Linked DNA regions of Mus musculus: region 2 is linked to region 1. Evidence: chromatin loops called from intact Hi-C (ENCODE). Cell type or tissue: heart. All regions are shown on one strand. Each heading gives the region's core, and the rest is flanking DNA. Links, peaks and the distances in the headings are about the cores only.

Region 1 (2,813 bases), core at 281-2,780:
CTCATTCTAGAGCCCCTCCCATGTGTGGCCAGAATCCACTGAGCATAATAGAAAAGTTATTTTGAGGAAGGGTCTGGCTAAGTTAACCAAGTATTTTGTAAACACAGCCTGTAGTCATACCAGGCCTTAAACTTGTGATGCTTCGGACTCACCATTCCATGTGGTGGGATTCCAAGAACAGACCACCACTCTTGACTCTAAATGCATGTGAGAAATTAGCAATTTGTGTCGGCCTTTTTTCAAAAGGTAGTTTAGCTAAAGGTGTTTCAATTATGGTTTTAAAAAAAATCAACTTTTGGTGCCATTAGTAGTTTATTATTCCCTATCATGTAGCTGTCATCTCCAATCTCTCCTACTCTTTCTTTCTCAGCACTAGCTGTCCATGAATTGATTCTTGGGTTCCTATTTTCATATGTGTTTTTGTTTAGGTTGGAGGTGGGTCTTTGGGGAGCTAGGCCTATCCAAGGCTTTCTCAGATGCCCCGATGAAAGCACCAAGGGATCATTGCTTTTGTGACCTCTCCAAGAGCAGACTTGGGAAGGTCTGGTCTGGTGCTTGGGCAAGCATCTTGAAGGAGTCAAAGGAACCACGGTCTTCAGTTATCAGTCTCATGGGTATCAGTCTCATGGCCAGTGTGTGCTCACTATGAGGTATCTATCCTGTGTCCTTCTAGCCAACATTGCTAAATTATCTTTCTGCTGACTGTCTCATTCTCCACCTATAGTGTATCAGAGCTGTATATCATCTGAAAAAACTTGCTTAACATGAGCCATCATGTTATGCAAGACATAGTGACCCCAAACTTTCTATTTTTGTCTTCTCCTCCCAGGTTCTCACCCTGGTCACCTCCCCTTTGGGGGCCAGAATAGTTGGTGTTTGGGTTCATAGACCAAGCTGGTTTAAACTTTTTTTTTTTTTGTGAGACAGGATTGCTTTGTGTATCCCTCCCTGGCTGTCCTGGAACTACTCTTTATACTAGGCTTAAACTTTTGATGTCCTGACTCCATTTCCCAAGTGCTGGCATGATGAGCCAGTGCAACCACTAAAGGCTGGGAATGTGTGTTTTGGCTACCAGTGTTTAACTGAGAGAAGTGTGAGCAATTTAGATGAGTCTTTTTAAAAAATGGTTGATGCCCGGTGAATATCAACCAGGAGGTTTAAATTTGACCTGGATAGTCTGGGTGCCCTTTTGGCTGTGAGGCAGGTGGATCACTCCACTTGAGGTTGTTTAGTGATCTGTGTATGCTAGAGACCTTGTGCCTAGATTAAATAGCCTCCTGGGTGCAGCAGAGCAGGGACGACTGCAGTCCTGCTGTTAGGAAACATTATATAGTAAGGTGAAGTAGCTTTGGCAGATCGAGCCGAAGTGTGTCCTGAGAAATTACGCCATGCATCTGGTGTAAAAAAACTTTATTGGGGGTGGGGGTTGGGGGACTGAGGTCCTGGGGAAGGGACAGAGGCAGAGAAGTGGACATGACAGACAGAGAGAGAAAGAAGCGCACACGGGGAACAGAGAGACGGCCTGCTGAGTAGGGAGAGAGCTCCGGTGGCTTAGGTGGATACATTCATCCTGAAACAGACCGGGCGCGCCTGGTGGCATCAGCAAATGATGGCATCTGATGACAGAAGTCTCTGCTAGGTCCCCGAGAGTAGGTTTGTGGACCTGCCTGTACGCTAACAGGCGCAAGTTCTGTGGCGATATGTCCCTGTCTCTCCGCGTCTGGGACAGTTCTGTGCCTGAGCGGAGACCAGGACTGGGAACCACTGTGCTGTGACACTTCACAGCCCTCGGTGTCTAGGGGAGCTGTCACTCATTCCTCACTAGCCAATCACGGCCGCATGGATCCGCTAGCCAGAATGGGGAGAGCACTTCCGTTCCCTAATACTAAAGGTTCGGGCTCGGGTCTGAGGGAGGCTCTTGTGGTTCTGTGTCCTGGTCTGCCACCCGCTGCCGGGAGCTGTGAGGAGAGCGGGGCGAGCTCGGTCTCCACGCCATGGTGAGCGGGGCCGCCGTCCCCACGCGGGGAGGAGCCGCGGGAGACTGTGTTGGGTTCCTCCCGGGGTGCGGGAACCGGCGGTCAGACTCGCCGCCCGGCGTGATTGCGTTTGTTCACCTGAGGTCCCTGCACCTCCGGAGCGGAAGCGCGACGTCTGACTTCGATCCCGGGCTGCGCCTGCGCAGAGTGTGGGGCGCGGGTCCTGGAGTGAAAACATCCTTGTTGCTGACGTCACCATGCAGTGAGCGCCTCAGCTGCTTTTCCTGTGTCCAGGGAAGGCAGATATGCTGACATGGAGAACCCTAGTTTCTCCGGTGTCTTCTACAAGTTCTGCACTTGGCACTTGATGTTCAGGAGTAGGATCCGTCCGCAGTTAGCTCTGTGCAGATGCAAAGTGTTTGCCATCGACACAGACTTGTAGATGCCTTGACCGTCCAGTAACGTGTGTTAGTAAGGCCAGGCTCACTGGGTTTCCTGGTCTCTTTCATCAACATTTACTCTATTTTACTTGTGTATTTTTTTTTTTTTCTGTCTAAGTTTGTTCTCATGTTCTGTTGATCTCTATTCTTTCCCAGGAAGTACTGTGCAGGCAGGTTTTTCCGGTTCCCTGAGAGAACTGGGTGGGGAGGGAAACAAGGGATAATACAGAGAAAAGATACATACTTAGATCTGAGTTTGGTCAGGCAGTGGTGGCGCACGCCTTTAATCCCAGCACTTGGGAGGCAGAGGCAGGTGGATTTCTGAGTTCGAGGCCAGCCTGGTCTACAGAGTGAGGTCCAGGACAGCCAGGGCTACACAGAGAATCCCTGTCTTGAA
Region 2 (2,813 bases), core at 63-2,562, 66 kb after region 1:
ATGATAAACAGGCTGAGAAAGAAATTAGGGAAATGACACCCTTCACAATAGTCACGGTACTATTACATACCTTAGTGTGACTCTAACCAAGCAAATGAAAGATCTGTATGACAAGAACTTCGAGTCCCTGAAGAAAGAAATGGAAGATCTCAGAAGATGGAATGATCTCCCATGCTCATGGATTGGCAGGATTAATATAGTAAAAATGGCCACCTTGCCCCATACAATCTACCGAGTCAATGTAATCCCCATCAAAATTCCAACTCAATTCTTCACACAGTTAGAAAGAGCAATTTGCAAATTCATCTGGAATAACAAAAAAAGTAAAACAAAACGAAACAGGATAATGAAAACTATTCTCAATGATAAAAGAAATTCTGGGGGAATTCACTATCCCTGACCTCAAGCTGTATTACAGAGCAATAGTGATAAAAACTGCATGGTATTGGTATAGAGACCGGCAGGTAGATCAATGGAACAGAATTGAAGACCCAGAAATGAACCCACACACCTATGGTCACTTGATCACACCCTGGTCACCTCCCCTTTGGGGGCCAGAATAGTTGGTGTTTGGGTTCATAGACCAAGCTGGTTTAAACTTTTTTTTTTTGGAGACAGGATTTCTTTGTGTATCCTCCCTGGCTGTCCTGGAATTACTAGGCTTAAACTTTTGATGTCCTGACTCCACTTCCCAAGTGCTGGCATAATGAGCCAGTGCAACCACTAAAGGCTGGGAATGTGTTAGTGTTTTGGCTACCAGTGTTTAGCTGAAAGAAGTGTGAGCAATTTAGATGAGTCTTTTTAAAAATGGATGATGCCTGGTGAATATCAACCAGGAGGTTTAAATTTGACCTGGATAGTCTGGATGCTCTTTTGGCTGTGAGGCAGGTGGATCACTCCACTTGAGGTTGTTTAGTGATCTGTGTATGCTAGAGACCTTGTGCCTAGATTAAGGAGCCTCCTGAGTGCAGCAGAGCAGGGACGACTGTGCAGTCCTGCTGTTAGGAAACATAATGGAGTGAGGTGAAGTAGCTTTGGCAGATCGAGCTGAAGTGTGTCCTGAGAAATTACGCCATGCATCTGGTGTAAAAAAGCTTTATTGGGGGGTGGGGGTTGGGGGACTGAGGTCCTGGCGAAGGGACAGAGGCAGAGAAGTGGGCATATGACAGGCAGAGAGAGAAAGGAGCGCACACCGGGAACAGAGAGACGGCCTGCCGAGTAGGGAGAGAGCTCCGGTGGCTGGTGGGTGGATACATTCATCCTGAAACAGACCGGGCGCGCCTGATGGCATCGGCAGGTGATGGCATCTGATGACAGAAGTCTCTGCTAGGTCCCCGAGAGTAGGCTTGTGGACCTGCCTGTACGCTAACAGGCGCAAGTTCTATGGCAATGCCTGTCTCTCCGCGTCTGAGACAGTTCTGTGCCTGAGCGGACACCAGGACTGGGAACCACTGTGCTGTGATACTTCACAGCCCTCGGTGACTAGGGGAGCTGTCACTCATTCCTTACTAGCCAATCACGGCCGCATGGATCCGCTAGCCAGAATGGGGAGAGCACTTCCGTTCCCTAATACTAAAGGTTCGGGCTCGGGTCTGAGGGAGGCTCTTGTGGTTCCGTGTCCTGGTCTGCCACCCGCTGCCGGGAGCTGTGAGGAGAGCGGGGCGAGCTCGGTCTCCACGCCATGGTGAGCGGGGCCGCCGTCCCCACGCGGGGAGGAGCCTTGGGAGACTGTGTGGGGTTCCTCCCGGGGTGCGGGAACCGGCGGTCAGACTCGCCGCCCGGCGTGATTGCGTTTGTTCACCTGAGGTCCCTGCACCTCCGGAGCGGAAGCCGGACGTCTGACTTCGATCCCGGGCTGCGCCTGCGCAGAGTGTGGGGCGCGGGTCCTGGAGTGAAAACATCCTTGTTGCTGACGTCACCATGCAGTGAGCGCCTCAGCTGCTTTTCCTGTGTCCAGGGAAGGCAGATGTGCTGACATGGAGAACCCTAGTTTCTCCGGTGTCTTCTACAAGTTCTGCACTTGGCACCTGAGGTTCTGATGTATGATCCGTCCGCAGTTAATTCTGTGCAGATGCAAAGTGTTTGCCATCGACACAGACTTGTAGATGCCTTGACCGTCCAGTAACGTGTGTTAGTAAGGCCAGGCTCACTGGGTTTCCTGGCCTCTTTCATCAACATTTACTCTATTTTAGTTGTGTGTTTTTTTTTCTTTTCTTTCTAAATTTTCTCTCATGTTCTGTTGATCTCTATTCTTTCCCAGGAAGTACTGTGCAGGCAGGTTTTCCCGGTTCTCTGAGAGAACTGGGTGGGGAGGGAAACAAGGGATAATAGCGAGCAATCAGAGAAAAGATACACACTTAAACCTGAGTTTGCAGGCCTCCAATTGTTTAATTTCTTCTTAGACAAGTTAGGGAAGGTTATTTTAAGGAAGCCTGTAACCCCTCTAGAGGAGTTAGTGTAGAGGAGTAAAGCTTTGTTCTCTTTATTTACTAAGACCAAACCTTCCTTGTTAGTTAGAAAAGACCTGTTCTGTCCCATAGTAAGGAGAAGTCTGCCTGCTCCTTCTGCTCTCTGCAGCTCTTTTTTTTTTCTCTTCCCTCTGCATTCTGTACATTGCTCTCATAGTTGTTTTTTTTTTTTTTTATGTTATCTATGGTTTCTAAGTTGTTCCACTCTGTATTCTCCTTCTAATCTTGCTCTCTCTTTCTGTTCAGATGTCACAAAAATGCTCTTATTCTCATTGCCTATATGATTTGATTTATGCCCCACAGGGTTGCCTTGGTCCAATCTTTCCTTCTTTGTAAAGGAAAAGT

The links. A loop is a pair of places that touch in the nucleus more often than their neighbours do. Peaks named below come from ENCODE experiments on the same cell type or tissue, not always from the same donor. Only the 100,000 strongest peaks of a DNase experiment are listed, where the experiment ranks them.
Region 2: it touches region 1 in a loop (8-fold over the local background); 8 of 42 quality-filtered maps call a loop at or near these places.

What each region holds. Positions count from the first base shown.
Region 1 is chr17:55,944,356-55,947,168 of GRCm38, reverse strand. It overlaps Zfp119b (zinc finger protein 119b), which reads left to right and starts at 1,910. Exons shown (of 4, transcript NM_146249.4): 1 at 1,910-1,997. The coding sequence starts at 1,995. In heart, for the core only: no CTCF peak of the experiment used is centred there; DNase peaks (open chromatin) are centred at 1,828 and 2,158; H3K4me3 peaks cover 1,689 bases; H3K27ac peaks cover 1,380 bases.
Region 2 is chr17:55,877,731-55,880,543 of GRCm38, reverse strand. It overlaps Zfp119a (zinc finger protein 119a), which reads left to right and starts at 1,591. Exons shown (of 4, transcript NM_144546.6): 1 at 1,591-1,684. The coding sequence starts at 1,682. In heart, for the core only: no CTCF peak of the experiment used is centred there; a DNase peak (open chromatin) is centred at 1,463; H3K4me3 peaks cover 1,914 bases; H3K27ac peaks cover 1,829 bases.